2 separate regions of the Homo sapiens genome follow, and region 2 is linked to region 1. A link is a loop called in an ENCODE intact Hi-C map of the cell type or tissue named here. Cell type or tissue: Calu3. All regions are shown on one strand. Each heading gives the region's core, and the rest is flanking DNA. Links, peaks and the distances in the headings are about the cores only. Region 1 overlaps MBNL1 (muscleblind like splicing regulator 1). Region 2 overlaps MBNL1 (muscleblind like splicing regulator 1).

Region 1 (10,837 bases), core at 1-8,000:
CTTGGCAAGAGATTCTGGGCTTCTTTTAGGAGGTACCTTGAAGCAATAAGATAGCAGCACTCTAGAAACTTAGGATCCAACGCAACAAATTGTACACCATTTTAAAAGCTAGAAAATTCAACTAGCCATCTGTACAAGCATGTTTTCCTGTTAAAAACAACAAAAAAAGAAGGCCTTTGGGATTTTCTACTCAGAATACTTCTCAGGAATATTTTTACATCTCATATAAAGTTTCCCTGACATTACTGCAAAAAACTGGGAGTAGCTACCTTTCAGAAGAACGTGTTTGTATTGCCAGAACATGGAATATTCTAAAAGGTGCTTTTGTAATATATCTTCCTTCTCTGTGTATATCTTACCCATCTGGAGACTATGGCTCACCCAGTTAAGGCTATTACATAATTTTGCCAAAGAGGATAAAAATAGAAAGGGGTTAAGGATAAATGTTAAAACAGACATGTATTATTCAAAATCTCAACATCAAGGCTTTGAATGTTTTGTTTTACTTCTTGTTGCTGCTTTTAAAAAGTAGAAATTCTGGGATAGCAGTTTATTCAAAGAGGAAGAAGTAGAATAAGTATGCTGATTTTCAAAAGCATTCCATTCATTTTTTGAGTTTTTAAAAAGCACATGAAATGTAAATATGTACAAAAGGCTCAATTTGTTTAACTCTGTCTCCCATTAACACCACTCCAATGGTTTTAATATCAATTTTAGTTCTGAATTTTTGTCTCAGAAATGAGCTCTGAAATTGATAATAAAAGTATTACAAAGAAATAAGTGAAATACACATTAACCTATGTGTAATGTTACCTAAGCAGGGGATTATATTTAAAAAAATATTAAGACCCATCTTCAGGTACTTCTTGCGGAGATTTCTGTTCATGTTGCACTACGTAAAGAGAAAAGTCTTTATGCCACTACTTACTATTTATAAATGTCAACTGCTTCTCTATAATGTAATCATACTTTTTTTTTTTGCACAAAATGACAGGACTTAATGATGAGCTCTGTATTTGAAACACATGTTCAGTAAAAGAAACGACAGTTTGCAATTTATTGATATTATAGAAACAAAGAAAGTGCCAATACTTTACTACCAATTCCCTGCAAACTCAGCCTTTCCCACCAAAAGAGAATTGGAATGCATTCATCAGAATTTTCAAAATGTGCTTCCCTGTTAGCCCTGTGAGATGGGGGTGGGTATGGGATAGACAGATTCAGCAAGCCAGAGGCAATTGAATGTACTTCTCAGTGCTTCCAACTGGGATGTCAGCACTTTACTAATCAAAGTTGCCTTTTCACCTCTCATGTATATTCTATTTTTCATCTTGAATTATACCAAGGTGTTTTCTATAGGAAATATCACTACAATAATGTCTCACATGTGTTTAGCAATATGCTGCACATGTCAGGCAGGAGCTAAATGCAGAGAATAAAGAAGCATGTAGAATTAAGCCCCCAACACTGTCAGCCTTCCTTCCAAAAGTTTTCTGGAGCTGTATGAAATACTGCTTCCCATGTGATTTTCAGGAAAGCTTTATGGACCAAGTTTTCAAATGCAAATAACAAGGTCAAAAGGAGGAAGGTTTATAGGTATGAAGAACTGGAAGAAAAAACGAAAACATAGAAAGAAGGTCATAAATTTGAAAGGTAGTGTCAAAAATCTGTGAACAGAAGTTTAAGCAGTTACATAACATCCGTCCTTGCTATGAAGATTTCATGGTTCAAACTTAGAATCATTATTCATTTTAGGTAAGGTTTTAATTTATCTAAGAAAGGGCAACTTAATGTGTAATATTATGCTGCAACATTCCTTTAAAACTGAAAAAGGAGAGAGTGCTTAATAGTAGGAACTCAAAAAGCAGAAAGATGTATTCAGGTTCAAATCCCAATTTTGCCATTTACCAGCCCTGCGGCCTTGTACATAGCACTTAATCCTCTAAACCTCTGTTTCTTCACCAATAAAATGGGAATAACTATACTATCTCCCTGATAAGGTTATATAAGAGGATTTAAATGAACATTTGTGTGAAGTCAATACCTAGCACCTAGAGAACACAGGTAGAGTATAGCTGTTGTTCTTATTTTAAGTTTATCTAGATTTGTTAAATGAAAGTTTTCTAGTCTCGCTCTCACATCACTGCACTTCAAAGGTTTTTGGGCATTGTTCTGGTTAAGCTGGGTCTTTCCACAAAGTGCTGCTCCTGCTCTGCTACTCTGCAGTCTTTAGGGCAAGGGCATTCTTGCCTGTGCCCTGTGACCCTCTCCCTGCATCAAGTATCCTAGTCCATTAACAGTTTTACTGCTACTTAGCTTTGATTTGCCACTACAATAAAGAAGGTATGGCATTTCATTTTCAAAAACTATCTCGGCCTAAGTCACCAGAGGACTACAACCCACTTATATCAGAGTGTGTGTGTGTGTGTGTGTGTGTGTGTGTGTGCATAACAATACAATTATGTACAGTACAAAATACATGATAATAAATGATTGTGCTACTGGTTTACTTATTTACTATACTACTTATCATTAGCATGTACTCTTTCTAATAATTAAAAAAAAAAAGTTAACTGTAAAACAGCCTCCAGCAGGCCCTTCAGGAGGTATTCCAGAAGAAGGCATTGTTATCATAGGAGATGACAGCTCCATGCATGGTATCATTCTTGAAGACCTTCTAGTGGGACAAGATGTGGAGTGAAGAAGACATTGATATTAATGGTCCCAACCCTGTGTAGGCCTAAAATAACATATACGTTTGTGTCTTAGTTTTTAAAGGTTTACAAAATAAAAAAAAAAATAGAGAAAAGCCTTAAAGATATAAAAAAGTTTTTGTACAGATGTACAATCTGTTTGCATTTTAAGCTAAGTGTTATTACAAAAGAGTCAGTAAGTTTTTTTTTTTTTAATTATAAATTTAAAAAAGTTCTTTGGGAGGCCGAAGCAGGTGGATCACAAGGTCAGGAGTTCGAGACCAGCCTGGCCAATATGGTGAAACCCCGTCTCTACTAAAAATACAAAAATTAGCCAGGCATGGCAGCCTGTAGTCCCAGCTACTTGGGAGGCTGAGGCAGGAGAATTTCTTGAACCCGGGAGGCATATGTTGCAGTGAGCTGAGATCGTGCTACTGCAGTCCAGCCTGGGCAACAGAGCGAGACTCCATCTCAAAAAATAAATAAATAAATAAATAAATTACATTAAGGTTAATTTGTTGAAGAACAAAACATATACATTTAGTATAGCCTAAGAGCACAGTGTTTGTAAAGCCAACAGTCATGTATAGTAATCTCTGAGGCCTTCACATTCACTCACTACTCACTCACTCATCCAGAACAACTTCCAGTCCTGCAAGTTCCAGTCATCATAAATATACTATACAGGTGTAAAAATTTGTAATCTCTCATACCATATGTTTACTGTGCCTTTTCTATGTCTAGATACACAAATACCACTGAGATACAATTGCCCTTGGTATTCAGTACAGTTACACGCAGTACAGGTTTCCAGCCTAGAAGCAATAGGCTATAACCACATAGCCTGGATATGTAGGAGGCCATATCGTCCAGGTGTGTGCACGTATACTCTATGATGTTTACATAATGACAAAATCACCTAACAATGCATTCCTCAGAACATATCCCAATCGTTAAGAGATACGGGGCCAGGCACTGTGGCTCATGCCTGTGCTACCTGTGCTACTCCTAGTACTTTGGGAGGCTGAGGTGGGTGGATCACCTGAGGTCAGGGGTTCAAGACCAGCCTGACCAACATGGAGAAACCCCATCTCTACTAAAAATACAAAAATTAGCCGGGCATGGTGATGCATGCCTGTAGTCCCAGCTACTCTGGAGGCTGAGGCCGGAGAATCGATTGAACCTGGGAGGCGGAGGTTGTGGTGAGCCGAGATCACGCCACTGCACTCCAGCCTAGGCAACAAGAGTGAAACTCCATCTCAAAAAAAAAAGAGATGCATGACTGTATAAAAAGGGTATGTATAAAGACTGATCCCCATTTAAATCTATGAAATATTTCATGTCAACTGTTTAAAAGCATGTGAATTAGGCTCTAAACCAGAAAAGGTTTATTATTAATCTTTATTAATAATGTCTACATTCATATTTTCCAGTAACTCAGAAACTATTCCTCCACCACTTCACCTTCCTTCTTTGCCCTTACGTTAGAACATGATTCATTGTGTGTGATAAAGATATTTCTTCATTTAGTCACTTCATCTACCTGAATACCTGTGTAAATAATGCACATGCAGGCTACCAGATGTGCTGCCAGATACCTACTAAATACCATTAATAAAGCTTCCAGATTTCCAGCTCTAGCTTTCAACTGCTAGGCCTCTGAACCAGAATCAGTGGTCATTTCCTAGGAATTCTATGCCCCTTTCTATCCTATCCTTTTCCCATACAGTACCTAGTCATACCTCCTCAAAGTCGGAAACTTTAGATTGGACCTAGGTAGGTAAAGGTAAGAGCTGGGAGTCTGAAGCACTCACAATCAAGGGAACTGCACTTGGCATAGAAATTGAGAGCAAAGAGAAGACAGACATTTATTGTTTCACTCAACTATGGGACTGGGACTGGTAGGGTTAATAAAAGCTGAAAAGCTAAAATCCATAACTACTGACATTTATTATACTATTCTCATTTCTCAAGTCCTGTTTGTAAAGCACTGGTATGAAAAGAACCTGATATTTTAATGTTATGTGTTCCACGGACCTTTGTAAATTCCCAAATGGACAAATACTCCATCCTCCTCACCATAGTTATGGCTTATATGAACAGTCAACAAAGATATCTTGAAGAGGGTAGCCAACTAGATGCCTTCTCCAGCTGAGTCCTCAAGTCAACTCAGAGCACCTGATGAAAATTTCCTCCCAAGGACCAAAAACAATCGATTACATGTAATGAATCTTTGGGACAGTTCCTGAATGTTAAAAACCAGAAATCTAAACTACAAGAATGTCAAGGGTCTAGTGAAAGCCTGTTGGCCCATAAAACAATGCAAAAGGCCTGTGGTTCTGAGAACGGATTATTTTACAGGGAGCTGTAGGCCATCTAATCTTTATTTTTACTTTTACCTTTCTCACTAATTTATGGAAAAGCCTTGGTAAACTGGCTTACCACTCTTCATCTAAGTTATTAATAATACCATCTCATCCTTTTCTTAGACTACTAGCAATAAATTCATACAAATATACCCACAGAGCATATATGCATGTGTGTACACATACTTATATTTATAAATATATATACACACAATTTATTTCTTTTAAATATAATTATAAAATTACAAGAGTCATAACTGCTCAGGAAACATATGGATTAGAAAGATACAATGGCACTTTACCTAGGTGAGGTTGAACTATTCAGCCATAAAAGCTTTCTGTGACTTCTGATGAAAAGGACAAAAATCCAAAAACACAGTAAGGACAGTTTTAAGAGACAAAGATGATATATGAGAAAGGAACACTTTTACAGAATTTATGCAACAGTGAAAAATAATTAATACGAGTGACTAATCAGATTTTGGTCCTTGACTACATGAAGTCATGACTTTTGAAGAGGGGGAAATATACAGTTTCATTTAGTCCTTTCATATTTTAATTTTTAGAAGACAAATTTGATTTTAATATTTTAAGTCTTGAATGTAGACAATTTCCTTCTTTCCAAGAATTTGCTTTATTAGCTTTCATTTAATAACAGTTTTACATTCAACACAAACTGCAATACTGTCTTGTACTTGGTGCAGGGTTATGCTACCGCAGTGATATAAAAATAGCAAAGACCAAAAAAAAAAAAAAAAATACACAGACTGGAATAGCTTAAAAATTGAAGCTTTCAGATAAAGCGCTCTGAAATAATTACAAAAGATACAACACCTGATTATTGGCTGTAAGATAGATCTTCCTTCATTATATAATATTAAAATTACCTGAGAGATTCATAGTTTTCCTTCTTAGAACTAAAGACTATTAAAGCTATACGGGGTCTCAGAAGGGTTCAAAACTCAAGCTGCATTGGCCTGTTGTGTCTGTTTACTTAATCTATTTTTACAACACTGCAGTAGCCAGATCCAACTTACCAAATACCTGCTTCAACATTCTGCACCACATTGATTCAAGAAATAAAATTTATGAGTAAGAAAGCTGCAAACTATGTTTCTAACAAATCAACCTATACTATTAAAGTCAGAGCCATAAGGAAATAAAAACTATAAATATGCTGCTTTAAAAAGTCTAAAATGTTGCCTAAAAGGATTTTAGTGTTTTTTTCAAACTTTTTTTTTCCTGCCAGGTAAGGCATTTGCCTACTTTACTTGTGTGAAATAACCCAAGTTGCTATTTTCAGTGTGCAAGCCCTAAGTGTCTGTATCAATTCTCAGCAGGTATCTTGACACACCAACGGGATGTTGAGATAGATGTATCATCTGTACAGCAACTTACTACACATACTATAAATTATTTAATAAAATAAATCCTTGACCATGAACATCTTTCATGCCAAACAGTAATGCCAAATCTAACTTTTACTTTGTGAAGCATTTCTAACAATTCAATGTACCCAAGAAAAATCCACTTGAGAGTGCTGACAGAATGGGATTTGCCAATTAAAAGTTGTTGCCATAGAAACAGGCTTTAATATGTTCTATGAAAAATATGAACAGGTTATGTTATCTCTTCAGTCATCTACACTTGAACATAAAATGTGAAAAACACAATTAGAGAAGGGTGTAACAGTTTCCCAAGAGAGCATCAAATGCATTCTCTTGTTCATAAAAAAAGTTCCTTTTTTTCAACCAAAAATGAACACATGCTCTATTTTCTTGAATTTTTTCATAGATTATTTGACTAATATATCACTTCACTGTATGGTATGATTTTTCCTTTTCTAGAATTGAGCTTTTTTTCCCCAAAGTACTCTAGATTTATATCTTATTAAAATCTTCAAATACTGTGCTCTTTGAAAAATAACTTTAAAAATATCTTTTGAACTACCCAAGGGGAAGATCATTACAAAGGATCCTTTGACATTCTAAACATTCTAAATACCACATGTTAAAAGTATTTCAAGTACATCACTGAATGTTCCTGACTGTTGACTCAAGGGATTAATATGGGATAGACTTCAGCCAGATGACCATAACCAGCCACAGGACATAAAATAGTGAACTACTCTATCACTTTTATTACTGTTTTACTAACACGGCCCATGACAAGAATTCTAGACATAGTGCTATTAGTCTTCAGGTGGTGATCCAGAAGATAAATATTAATGTTTGGTAGAAATTCTATCATGTATTTTCCAGATTGCACCACTTCAGTATCACTCTAAAAGGCAAGTGGCACATTTAAAATTTGATTTTTGAAAGTATCAGTCTATTAGCATGTGTCTTGATTTATTATGCATAAAATGAAAAGATCCTATGACTTATGAAATTTAAAATTATTTATTCCTTTATCAGTTGAGGGTAGAGTTACCCAACATGTAAAAAGGTACTCCATAGAATACTTCAATTAATACATTAGTATTAATTGTCCATCATTAATTATCCAGAAATAGCATGATTTGATATAATTAAAATCCATGAAGATTTTAACATCTAATGTCTAATTTAGATGAAAGAAAGCAGTTGTTAAGAAAGAGGAGAGTGATTTTTTGAAATCAAAGAACTAAAATATTACAAAGTATCTGAGAGTACCAGTCCTTCCTTTCTCTATACCCTGTGGGCATTTTCCCCACTCTCAGAGAGGATTAAAGAAGTACCTTATTTACTTAAGGAAACAATGGCTCTCAAAGATTTAATGTAAGAGAGGCCTCAATACAAGAAGAAATATTTTTTTAAAAGGCATATTTTTTAAAAATCTCAAACTTCATTTAAAAACATGCACCTTAAGCCATTTGTCTTTCAAATTACAGCAAAGATGCAAATCACATCTCAAAACTAAGTATCGCTACCAAATGGAAAGGGTTCTTTTCCTGAGATTTCTACTAGGGATGTATAATCTCTCTTGTGTTACACAAAAAGTATAAATAATTCTGAAAATTACACCATAGCTATTTGACCTGCTTTTCATGCTTAAAGAATAAATAATAATTATCTGAATAAGCTTTACGGGAACATTTCCATTGAGGAATCAAATCTGCAAGCAATACTCAAACAACTGGCCCACTCAGGACCACAGCCTATCTAATGGTACAAAGTTTGGAAATAGAAACTCCGGACAGCATAGGTTTATAAAAGTGAACATTTCAAAGCAACACAAAAAGAATGTCTGTTTTATCAGGCAAGAATGTTCTCTGCAAATTAAGATTTCAAAGTTTTAAAATCAAAAGTTGGAAAACAAACATCATATAAAACCTGCACCTGCTAGTGAATGCTGGAAATGACCTGCTTAAGTGCCTGTCTGACTTGGTCACTAACCAGCACTGTGACAGGCTGCCTAAAAGGATGTTAAATATGCTCACTGCAATCTATTTGTCATGTAGTTTCTTTTTCTAAGATATGTTGTTCTATAGTATTGTCATTAAACCCACATCTGAAGTTTGATGGTTTTTAAATGGCAATCAAGTGTGATTTTTTACAAATGTAACTTCTAAAAACCAATTTGAATTTAGTTTGAATATTTTTCAAACTGCATACATTTTATTTTCAATTATCTTTCTGTAACTCTCTAGTCAGGCAAAAACCCAGAAGCAGCAACTTCTGAGGATAAAGGGTTATTTTATATGCCAAAAAATTTAATGCCCTGATAACATGGATAAAAAGCCTAACTATTGGTGGCTACTCCAATCGTTATGCTTTTCCTCTAGGAAAAAGAAACACATTTCCTCTAGGCAGTTTGGTACATTCTGCCTCCATGGATCACCCTTCCCAAAGTGTAACTTTCCTTAAAAATAAAACATTACAAACTTCTGTTGTACACTAAGCATATGAAGTCTATAATAATTCAAATATAAATCATTTACATTTTACATTTTGAAAAGTAACATTAAAATGTTTGTTACTTCATTACCCAAATAACGAATACACATTGCAAAGCCAAATTCTCATTTAACCTGAATAAATAATATATCTAATAGGTAATAAATCTAAAACTCCCTTTAATGGTATGAATTTATTTAGGTGCCATGAGTACAATATAGATCTGCTAATGTCCATTACATAGAACAGGGATTTGAGGTGAGGGAAGATGAAATTAATTTCTCTTCATCACAGATTAAAGACGTACCCTTCCACATTAATCATTTTTGCTAGGTGTTATTTTTCCAACATGGCAGCAACATAGTTTTCAAGGTAAAAGGATCCTGAAATGTATCATAACATGTCCATTCTGAAAAGTATTCATCTATCACCTCAGCATGAATACAACGCACAGCTGCCCAGATGATTCTACAAAAACAACTCTGGAGGGATCACTTGGGAAAAAGCTCCATGGAAGCTATTCCACAGGCATAAGAAACCTTTGTTGATTTTGTTACAATGACTCCTTTACACCAGCTCATCTAGTCTAATATAATGTATTCCACACTCATGGAACAGTAATTCTCTAATTCTCTATAACCAAGGTTTTCATATCTTTGTTGTTTCCAGAATACCCTTGGGCTCTGTACAATGCATATAAACAGCTCTTAAACTGTGGTGAGGCATGACACAAACACCTCTGTATGCTACAGACTCACTCTCCAGAAAACTGTACACGTGAAATTACATAACATTTCAGGGCTTTTGAATATCCTCAAAACTCAAATATAGACTCCTCATGGGTTTGGTGGACTTTGTAAGAATCCCAATTTTAAGGTGGAATTCTAAGTTCTACCCATTGCAGTAGCTGCTACAGACTACAGGAAATAAGGCTCCACTAAGCAGCCAAGAGCAAGGCAGTTTGCACAAAACCATTCTCTGTAAGTATTCGGATAAGTTTTAGTAGGTAATGAAAGGAGACTATAGAAAACGCATGGTAAACTTGTGTCAAAACAAAAGCCTGATGCTACCTTATGAGACAGCCTTTATCTCATGGGCTCCTTGAGTCCAAAGACGGAATCAGGCAGGTCTTCCTTTCTCCTGGTTTTGAGCTGGAAGAAAAATCTCACTACCTCTCAAGTGAGAATCATTCCTCAAGAGATGTGACTGGCAGACATGGAAAAACCCCAATAAGTACGGAGTGATATACAAGATAAAGTAGCATTATAGAACCAGAATGTTAAAGCAAAATATAAAACGAAGTTGAATAAAATGCTAAAGATAACAAAAACTGGATTTAAAAGGTGAGGAAAAACAAGGAAAAGATAGCCCCTGCTAGGGCAACCAGTGTAAAAAGAAAAGATAATGGAACAGAAAGAAACCTATTCAACTCCTTTTTATATTCTGCCACTGAGGACAAATATCTTCAAACTGGAAAAGTATTAAAGACAAATGTATGTTGCATTAATTGCCTGGGATACATATTCAGAAGCATTCTTGGAAATAAGTGCTATCATAATGAAAAGAGCCTCTAGGGAAGCACATTGTTCTCACTGATTTTTTAAGTTTCATTTTCTTTTTCACGCTTCAAATTACTTGAAGCTTTAGGGAAGGGGCAGGAAAGTCCTGCTTCCATTATCTATTTTTTCTTGCTAACACAACGTATGAATTCTCCAGCTTTTGTCCCTTTAAAAAAAATGTTATGCAACCTAACATATTATGGCGAGGAACACGGATTCTATCACAGAGTCAAAATGTACTCTTATATTTATTATTTTACATTACGATTTTAGGAAAGAAAAATATTTTCTTTGCTTTAATAAATAAATCATTGTCTGAGTGGCATTTAGCTTAACTACTG
Region 2 (10,851 bases), core at 2,852-10,851, 82 kb after region 1:
TAGATATTTGACCAATTAAGTTTATATAGGTATAAAAAAATAGAAAAGAATAGTGCAATCATGAAAAAATAAACTTTAATATTTAACCTTCTAATCTGTGCAGGTACTTTGCTGAATAAACAATTTTATTTCTAGAAAAGTCTTAGGTGAGTCTTTTAGGAGAAAATTTACATAAATAATACAGCATTTGAAATATCAAGTATGAATTATTTATTGTAGACCAGCATAAAGCTAAATAGGATTAGTTTTAAATGAATTTAGATTTGCTAACAGATGGCTACAACCATTTTTCCATTCATACTTAACTGCATTTACAAAATGAATTTTCAGGTACAGACAATATAAATTCTGAATTATTCCATTAATACCTACTGGTTTAGCTAGTAGTCAAGTCATACATATGTTAAGAGGTTAAGGGGTTATTTTCTCTTGATAACAGGTAAATAAATAAGCTAGTATGTGCACACTTATATACATTCAAGGTTAAGTCCTTTTTAATTTTTTCAAACAACACAGAGACCTGTAGTGCAATGTGCATAATGACAAATAACATTCACTATGACCTAAGGCAAAGTTTCTCCCATAAGAGAAAGATAACTTAGACTGAACTCTGTCATTCAGATAAGAACAATACAAACGGCTACCGTTAGTATCTATGGAGTATTTACATGGAGTAAGACACTACATTAAATGATTTATATCTAACTGATCTCATTGAATCCTCACAAATCTTGAAAGCAAATGATACTAGACTTGTTTTACAGATAAGGAAACCAGCTTGGGACAGTAAAGTGATTGGCACAATGTCACTAGGAAGTCACTATGGTATCAAACTCAGATCCAGCTGAATCCACGGTTTAGGCTCTTAACAAAGTCTTGATTCTTTGCCATAAAAAATAAAATGTTGGCCGGGCGCGGTGGCTCACACCTGTAATCCCAGCACTTTGGGAGGCCGAGGCAGGCAGACAACAAGGTCAGGAGTTTGAGACCAGCCTGGCCAACATGGTGAAACCCTGTCTCTATTAAAGATAAAAAAAAATCAGCCAGGTGTGGTGGTGCACGCCTGTAATTCCAGCTACTCAGGAGGCTGAGGCAGGAGAATCGCTTGAACCCAGGAGGTGGAGGTTGCAGTGAGCCGAGATCGTGCCATTGCACTCCAGCCTGGGTGAAAGGGCGAGACTCCGTCTCAAAAAAAAAAAAAAGTTTTCACTTGCACATTTTTTCATGTGGCTTTTTGCAATTATTCTGAAGATCCTAGTTTGATGAAAATTCTAAACGTGACACTGGGAATGAAGTGAAAACCACTGGTAGTCACATTGTCATTATTCCTGTCGCCAGTATTTATTTGCTACAAAATAATTTTTATTACAAATTTCATCCCAAAGAAAAGAGCATACAGGCCAATCTAGACACTCAGAAAATACCAAAACACAATAAAAAGTTACACTATAGCTAATGTAAACCAATGAAGAAAGCGTCCAGAGAAATGAAATGAAAGGACAAGGAACACCAGTCACTTTTCCCTATGATCAATTTAGTCTTGAACATAAAATAAGTTTGAATTACATACCAAGTTTGAATCTATATAACAATCTTTATTCTGACCTAAGACAAAGTTCCTCCCATAAGAAGAAAGATAACTTAGACTAAACTCTGGCATTCAGATAAGAACAATCAATACTAATGGCTACCATTTATGGAGTATTTACATGAGCATGACACTGAATTAAGGGATTTACCCAACTGATCTCATTGAATCCACATAAATTCATTTTTAATTTTCTAAAAATATATTTCTAATTGGCTGTCTGACTAAATTCGTACAACCATGAAAATCGCCAAAACACAATGCGTGGCAAGAGTTTCAGGAAAGGACACTTATAACACTAGCTATTGGTATCGAAAGTTTCTGTTCAAGCTACCATTCATCCAAATGAACTGTTCCATAAAAATAATTATATTTCCCATGGAGTATTTTAAATAACATGATCAATTCTAATATTTGAGATACATCTCTTTTTTTTTTTTTTTTTTTTTGAGACGGAGTCTCGCTCTGTCGCCCAGGCTGGAGTGCAGTGGCGGGATCTCGGCTCACTGCAAGCTCCGCCTCCCGGGTTCACGCCATTCTCCCGCCTCAGCCTCCCAAGTAGCTGGGACTACAGGCGCCCGCCACTACGCCCGGCTAATTTTTTTGTATTTTTAGTAGAGACGGGGTTTCACCGTTTTTAGCCGGGATGGTCTCGATCTCCTGACCTCGTGATCCGCCCGCCTCGGCCTCCCAAAGTGCTGGGATTACAGGCGTGAGCCACCGCGCCCATCCGAGATACATCTCTTAAGAGTTCAGGATTACAATCTGATAGCTACTAAATACCCAGTATGCCCAGAAATTTCATCTTCTCAAACCCATGTTTTTTGAGAGCAAACATGCTCTTTATGCCATATCATGAACAAAATAGAATCAACGATTCTTATATTTACATGGTCAAATTTTTGTCCAATTACATATAACAAAAGTCTTAAAAAGAATAGTGTGAGCTATTTTTAAATACATCATTAAAATTAATGTATTCACATGAAAAAAATTCTACCTACTAGATCTAAATATTTCAGCATTATTGATAATTATTACAAATAAACAAAAAATTAAAATAAACTACTGAAATTTTAGTCCTAGAAAATTTCTGAAATGTAATACTCAAAATCACAAACAAGCATGACATACAATAAGATATATGAATCATTGTCAAAGAGGTGGTGAATGGTTTCATCTGGATTTTAACTTAATATAGTACAACTTGTAAAGATTTACAAAGGTTTTTAAGCATATTTCTGTCTTACTAGGCATATATTAGAAACAATATAATATAAATAAATGCCTAGTAAGATGAATAAAATCTCAGCCTCTTATAAAATAATGCCTTGAGCTGGGCGCAGTGGCTCACGCCTGTAATCCCAGCACTTTGGGAGACCAAGGCAGACGGATCACGAGGTCAGGAGTTTGATACCAGCCTGACCAACATGGTGAAACCCCACCTCTAGTAAAAATACAAAAATTAGCTGGGCATGGTGGTGCATGCCTGTAATCCCAGCTACTCAGGAGGCTGAGGCAGGAGAATCGCTTGAACCCAGGAGGCGGAGGTTGCAGTAAGCTGAGATGGCACCACCACACTCCAGCCTGAGCGACAGAGTGGGACTCTGTCTCAAAAAAAAAAAAAAAAAAAAAAAAAGTCTCATGGTTCTGTGCATTAGAAAAATAACAGTTATACTACTTTTGTGATTTAAAATATATTATATTTCAAGCAAAAAAAAAGTTATGAAATGAAACACTTCCTTATCTGATGCCTTTACCTCAATTCCAAGCTTTATCTTGAAATCCTGAAATTCTCATGGGTTCCCCCCAACCCCCCCAAACAGTCTATTATTCTGATTTGCTATACTGTTCATCCTGTCTGCGGCATGACTTAAAATTCTTCTGGACTTTAGGTTCAGACTCTGTATTGTTAGAATATTAGTTAAAATTTTAATATAAATTTCCCACACCAAATGAGAAAATCTAAACAAGCAATTATTCAGAAGTGACTTTCTAGATTAAGAAAAAATGTGAATGAGCATGTTTTAAACAGCACAGTTGCTTAAATTTAGGCAACTGAAATGATTTAACAAATACTTGCCCACGTATGTACAACAGTCTAATATGTAGTTTCTCTAATAATCAATATACTATATTTTTGTCTATACGAGGTCACTGTATAGTGCTTCATAATCTTGCTATTTAAACAAGTTAAACTTAGCATAAAGACTAAAAGCATAGGCTCTGAAGACAGACTTTCTACACTGAATCTCAGTTCAGCATCTCCTGACTGTGTAACCTCGTAAGGGTTAATTGTTCTTAGCTTCTTTAGTTTATATAATCAATAGATGAGGATCAAATCAGGGGAATAAAATTAGCTGTTTCTACATGTGCTACCTAAAAATCAATCTGACTCAGTTTTATCTCACTGAATTATAGAAACTGATGATGAGCTTAGTATAAATCTCTTACCATACAAAAATTAGTGGTGTACTCATTCTGACTAATACAAGCACGTATAGTCTTTTACAGCACACATAACCACAGCTAAAATTCATCTGCTCCTCCTACACTGACTATGCAGCGGTTTCCAAAATATTTCATAACAAACTTCTCAGATACACAGGAAGGCATTTAATGCTTACTTGTGTGTTACCTGAGCAAATTTGTGTTCTACTGGAACATTTTAAAATTAAAGACTAGAAGGGTTTTAAAGTATTTTATTATCCTATGATTATTTTAATCTTCGTTGTGCTTTTCAGAAGCTCGAAAGCTTATAATCACCACTAGTCTATCAACACCCAAAAAGGCAAAGACTAGTTATAAATGCTTCCTAGGATTGGGAGATGTTACTACTTATTTCCAGTCTATGAACGATTAGATGAGCAAAGATATCTGAAAGCAAATTATCGTCTGAATGCAGTAATATGGAAAAGAAGGAATTACAGATGTAATTTATCCATCACAAGCAGATCCTAAACACTGATTATGTCTGTATTTTTGCAGAAAATTGAAAATGATAGAAAAGCTTCCTAGCTTTTCTGACTTTAATTTTCCATGTTTTACTTTGTGTAATTTACTGTCAGCTATTAACAGCAGATGCTTCTTGCCTTATTTGAGAACAGCCTGGACTTAAGTATAAGTGATTCTGAGATCCAGAAGCCTACGCACTAGGTCTGATTTTTATGCAGAGAGATAAATTCTAACTTAAGATACTGTACTCATATGAGGTCTGGAGAAAACAGGGTCTTGGATCTCAACCTCATATTAACATAAACTAAAATATAAATATAGCTTAATAAATCTAGACAGCTTCAGAACAATTTTGCTGGGCCTAAAATTGTGATCTAGGGTTAAAATACAGGTCGTTACCAACTGACCCATGATGATTCAGGGACAGCTGCCACAGTCTGGTGGCCTGTGGCTATGTGAAGTCTTTTACTGGGGATTCCCTCTAGTTCTTTTATTCCCACTTGTGATGTCATAATTAATAGTGTGAGAGAGAGGGAAGGGGAAAAAGGAAAGATAAACCACCAGAGCCATTTCTTTCTCTCTTCCTCAAGTATCTCTTTCACTGACCCTGCAATTGCTGTCGAGAAACTTCCCCCTCCTAACCATTGCCGCCACCACCTAATATACTAGTCTCCCTGTTAGTAACCGGCTCCTTGAGGACTGTATTGTTAACATCTGCCTCCCTAAAGTTTGACATAGGAAGTACATAAGTTATATTACTTAAATTGTTGAATCCTTATCACCTCCTAATGGTTTTCTTCCTCACATCTGAGTTTTTACAACCGGTCTCTTGACCATATCCTATGATAAAATGCCAAAAAAAAAAACAAAACAAAACAAAAATTGAGTTTGATACTTTTATGATCTACCTGTTTCCCCATGGCTACTAGTATTTAGAAAACAACAGCAACAACCACACAGCTGAAAATTTCAGAGAGGGGGAAGAATGGGGAGAAGCTGTTCATTAAGCTCTGCAGTAGACAGGGCCCAGGATCAATGAGCACTACATTCAAAAAACAGGCAGGCTGAGTCCTTAGAAACATGGGGGTCACTTGGAAGACATATTGACGACACCTTCCCACCCTAAAGGTTACACAGGTGGGAAGCTTTGGACTCCAGCTCCTCACTGCATACCCTGTCTTTAGATCCTGCTGATTCTAAGCAAATGCCCTATTAAAGACTAGCTTCAGGAAACAGAAGCAGCCCAAAGTTAAAGCTGGGGAAAACTACACTGGCTCACAGCATGAGTTCCAGGACTTTGGGAAAGGCCACCTCCCCTGCACTAGGCAAGCTGAATTTCTGGAACCCTAAACTGAAATTTAAAATACATCTTTGCCACAGAAATAGTTTGACAAAAGCAGCTGGGGTCTGTGACTCTAGGAGTTCTCAAGATTTATGATAAGATAACACTTCTATGGAGCCTCTTGGGTTTAATTAATAACCAGGGTTTCCAAGGTACTGTTTGTACTGAACTATAACTCAAGCATCCTCTGGGCTACTTTGGCTTCTCAGGGTTGACCCGATGACTTAATCACCTTGCTTCTGTGGAAAAACATTTTCTAAACAATTAAACCTTTTGAATATGGCTTTTTATGCACTGGGGAGGCAGCTATATAGTTTATACAGTGACTAGTTATCTAAGATGATTCATTTAAAATTTTTCCTATATGGCCATATATTTTACAACAGATACAACATCTTTGAAAGTTGGTGGCAGCATTCTTTCTGCTATTTTGGGTTCACTCCTTGACTCATTTGTTGACTTAAAATACAGTGATTACTTCTGAGTACTTACTGTTTTAGGCCCTGTACTATAAATTTGTCTTGGATATTCATTTTTATTCTTAAGTACTGCTGTTAGTTATATTTTCTTTGTCGAATCCTTAGAATATGCATATGGAAATTAAGAAGCAATGTTTTCCAGCAAACATAACAAAACAATTAAGAGTACAGGCTGTGAAATCAGATTACGAGGCTCCAAGTCCACATTTTACTGGCTGACTGACCTTGCATGTATTACCTAACTTCTCTGTATTTCAGTGTGTCCATCTGTGAAATGGAAGTAACACCAGTAACTATCTCGATGAGATTTTATAGGGACAAAATACTATGAAAAAAATGAAAAGCACTGAAAACACTGATTGACATACATTAAGTTTCAATAAATATTAACTCACCTTGTTATTTTACTCCATACGGAAAAAATAAGAAAGTGTATTTGTGGAAGCAGCAGAAATACAAATCAAAGTGCAGATTCTTTTGTCATATAAAATCACTTGGGACCTGTTTTTAATGACATGGCATTTCTGCTATATTCCAGTTATAAAAATGTGACTGTTTATATAAATATGAATAGTAGGCTGGGCGCGGTGACTCACGCCTGTAATCCCAGCACTTTGGAAGGCCAAGGCGGGCTGATCACCTGAGGTCAAGAGTTCAAGCCAGCCTGGCCAACACGGTGAAACCCTGTCTCTACTAAAAATGCAAAAATTAGCTGGGCATGGTGATACACGCCTGTAGGACCAGCTACTCGGGAGGTTGAGGCAGGAGAATTGCTTGAACGTGGGAGGCGAAGGTTACAATGAGCCGAGATCACACCACTGCACTCAAGCCTGGACAACAGAGTAAGACTCTGTCTCAAATAAATAAATAAATAAGTACAGTTATAAGAAGATAAAAAATGAAGCTGTTTTAGTTTTCTCTATAAGGAAAAATAAATCCATTTGTGATATGCCAGGTTTTATTTACTAAATAAGCAAGACAGAAGTGATGACAAGTTTGTCAAGATGAGAAGACTTCAGTTTCTCTTCAAAAGTGGTATCTCTTCAACCACCTCCCTTACCCAGATGCTTTCCAGAGAGATTTACTTAATTCTGAAAGTTTTATGAGAGGAAAAATAAACACTCTTTTATTCCAGAAATGGCCCTCCTGAACATCCATTTCCATTCTCCCCTTCTGTCTTACCTACCAGACTCCTGATTTCAATCAAGGCAACAGTTTTTTAAAATAATAATAAATAAAAACAAAACAAAACAAACAAACATACAAAAAAATACTTCCTAGCAATCCCTGCTACCAAAATCAGTCAATAAGAGACTGAAAAATTACTGGCTGAAGCTCAGAGAACCTTTGCTTAAAAGGAGCCTGGCTGGGCTGAGTTATGGTGTCTTGCCTTTTCTGCGTCCTGCTAGACTAAGGATATGATGGCTGGCACTGCAGTGGCCACATTGCAATTTTGAAATAATCCTAAAGTTGGAAGCCATGTGCTCCTTAGGAACTAAGAGAGAAGGAACCTGAGTTCCAATGACTATAGAGTCGCCAAATAGACCTAGACGACTGAAATATAAACCCCTAATTTGTTTATACCAAATGCTGGGGAGGGTAGGGGAGGTGTCTCTGTTATGCAAAGCTGAATCTAATTCTTCACAGACAAAATGTCTAAATCACTTCTGTGTGACTATGGAAAGACATATTTAAGATCGGAACCAATAGTTCTAAAGATGGACAATTAGAAAGCTGGAAAGAACTCAGAGATAACAAAAGAAGAAATGTAATGGTCAGAGATGGCCAAGGCCCTCAGGAATCCAGAGGACAAACAGCCTGTCAACCAAATTAGAAGATATCAGGGGTTATACTGTTTAGTAATTATCAGTAATTTTCAAAACACAAGCTCATAGCATAGAAAGTTTTATCGCTAGCAAAAAAATCAAACTTTATCTCAAAGTGAAAATATTTCAAACATGTGCCAAAAATGTAGGGATGATGCTGTAGGTAGATGTGCATTTGATGATATTTGTATAAGAAACAGTATTAAATAAAAACTCTGTAGTTGCTGTTAGTATAAGTGAGCAATTAGCATAAGTCCTCACTAGAATCAAGCTTGTTTACAGTAAAATTCACAAAGAAATTACTATCCTAATAATCTATTATACTTCAAACAACTCAGAATTTCTATCAAGCCTTTCCAGTTGCTTTTACTTAAGTTGCTACATGCTAATAACTATCATCAGTGCTAAATCAAAGGCCATCTATCTATCTATCTAGTTACCCACTTCTACTGGCAGTCATGATTTTTGGCCTAGCTGTTAACATGGAAAATTGCTCACCTATCTAAAAGCACAGGATGTAGTACTGCTAAGTTTAAAAAAAAAAAAAAAATTCAAATTTCCTCAATAGGACCTCTTTGTAAGAAAATAAGAAGCTTTGTCTAAGTCTGTGGGAAGGCAGAGACATTGCTCAGCATGAAAGGTAACGGATTAGCAATGTTGATAGCTGAAATCCTCTACTTATCCTTGGCAAGGAAAATGACAAGATAAGCTTCCCAAACTAGGTCCCTAGGTGTCTGTGCTAGGTCTGAGAAACATTCCATTTCTCACCTTTCACCTGAACTGGGCATGTGTCATACAGTTCTTCAAAAGACAATTCACCCCACACTGCATTGTCTCTTTTAAGTGAGAAACAGCCTTATATATGCAATTGTTTCAAGGGTACTCCGTGGAATTTTGATTAGCTTCAGACATCTGAATTACAATGAAACTGAATTCAGCTGTAAGTGCCACATTGCTTGAGGTCTAAATTGTTTTTAGTTTGTCACACTCACACAGTGAAGCAAGATTTCATGAGAAAAAAAGTAGACGCAGTGTACCAAAATCTTATAATATGAAGCAAAATAAATAGTTCTAGAATTACTGCAGCAGGTAGCTTGATTCGAAACATGGTTTACAATTTATCTAATAGTCTAAAAAAACCTTTACTCATAAAAAAAAGTTTTCTAAAAAAGTTCTAATATAAACAGGCAAATGAATACAATTACTAGTTTCACCAAAGCAACTGCAGCTATTGAGAATTTCATTAAAGAAAGGTTTATGTCAGAGTTGATGACACTGCAGCATATTCACAGGATATTCTTTACAAAGTTGTGAAGTTTCTCCTTAGGGACCTTTTATATGAAACATACTGCTGCGCAGGTTATGCCTTATAGTTAGTTCATCTCCTAAGTTATTAGGAGAAAACAAGGAAGTGATATGTCAATCTGTCACTGAAAGACACATTGAATATATGTGCCAGCACAGTATATATAATAATCTGTCAAAGTTTTAATACATGGGAGATACCAGTGGTTAAAAATCAAACCACAAAAAAACTTCCTGGTAACAGTGATTCCAGTTAGGACCCTAATAGATCAAAATTTTAATTGAAAATTGCATATTTAGTCTAAAACTTGCAGATATTTTATCAGGATTATCAGTGAAACTGGTTTTTAAAATATGATGAAAAGTCTATGCTTGGGGCTTAGAACAGCAGCAACACAGGCAATTTCTGGATTGAGGATAAACCATGCTAGCAACAGAGGATCTTCTAAAATTTAACTATAACCACCTTTGGGACTACTTTATCATGTCTAGTTATGCCATCCAATCCATATGTGACCATCTGGATACTTGTTTGCCTTACTGATTTTGAGTGCTTTAGTTGTTCATTTACCTGTATGTACATATATTTGTGTGCCTTCTAATACCTAATTTCCATACTTCATATATTCTGCTAAGCCTGCAGAGGCTCTTTAAAACTGTTCTCAGCACCCTTGATTGTATGCCACTTTGCAGTGGAATCTGATCTCAAATGTGTCTATGATAAATCTGATCGGGGTGCTATTTATAGATAGATATCACTGTATATAGCAAAAAGAAATTTTAATTATCTTAAATAAAATGGCTCAATTTGATAAAGGAACAAGTGACTAAAGTTTTCAAAGGTAAAAGAATTTTGCTAGATTTTTGGAAAATAGATAGTAAATATAAAGGTTATATTCTCTTTCTCCCATCCCTAGTACCTGAAAAATGAATGGGTATTTGAAATAGAATTCAGTAAACAATAAGTCTATTTCTGTTGATCATATCGTAAAAGCTTTTTTTTTGAGGGTATAAATAACTTGGCAAATATTAAAATACATTCTGTAGGCTTTCTTTACATTGACTCCCCAAATTTTAGTTGAGAGCTCATGACTGAATAGGCAATTTGTCATTGATTTGAAACATCATTTTTGAAATATAATTTTCTAATGGTGGCTTGCAGTGTTAATATTTTTCTTTTCTTTTTTCCTATCTCTTTCACAAGCCATAGGGGAACATAATCCTCTTTGGCATAAAATAATGCACCTTTGCAAATGTTCTGGATTTCTGAAATAGCTAATACACCTAAATCTATAGCACGTAAGCAATTTAAGTCTCAGCTTGAATACGCTCTTAGACTATTATAAATTAAAACTG

What was found. Hi-C counts contacts between places; a loop is a spot of excess contacts. Peaks named below come from ENCODE experiments on the same cell type or tissue, not always from the same donor. Only the 100,000 strongest peaks of a DNase experiment are listed, where the experiment ranks them.
Region 2: a loop joins it to region 1, with 2.1 times the contacts of the local background. A loop is called at or near these places in 12 of 110 quality-filtered maps.

Annotation. Positions count from the first base shown.
Region 1 is chr3:152,382,223-152,393,059 of GRCh38, reverse strand. The region is part of intron 2 of MBNL1 (muscleblind like splicing regulator 1); the gene reads right to left. Among named protein-coding and RNA genes, the nearest start is that of MBNL1-AS1, 120 kb to the right of the region's middle. In Calu3, for the core only: no CTCF peak of the experiment used is centred there; a DNase peak (open chromatin) is centred at 3,759.
Region 2 is chr3:152,303,378-152,314,228 of GRCh38, reverse strand. The region is part of intron 2 of MBNL1 (muscleblind like splicing regulator 1); the gene reads right to left. Among named protein-coding and RNA genes, the nearest start is that of MBNL1-AS1, 39 kb to the right of the region's middle. In Calu3, for the core only: no CTCF peak of the experiment used is centred there; DNase peaks (open chromatin) are centred at 5,998 and 6,988.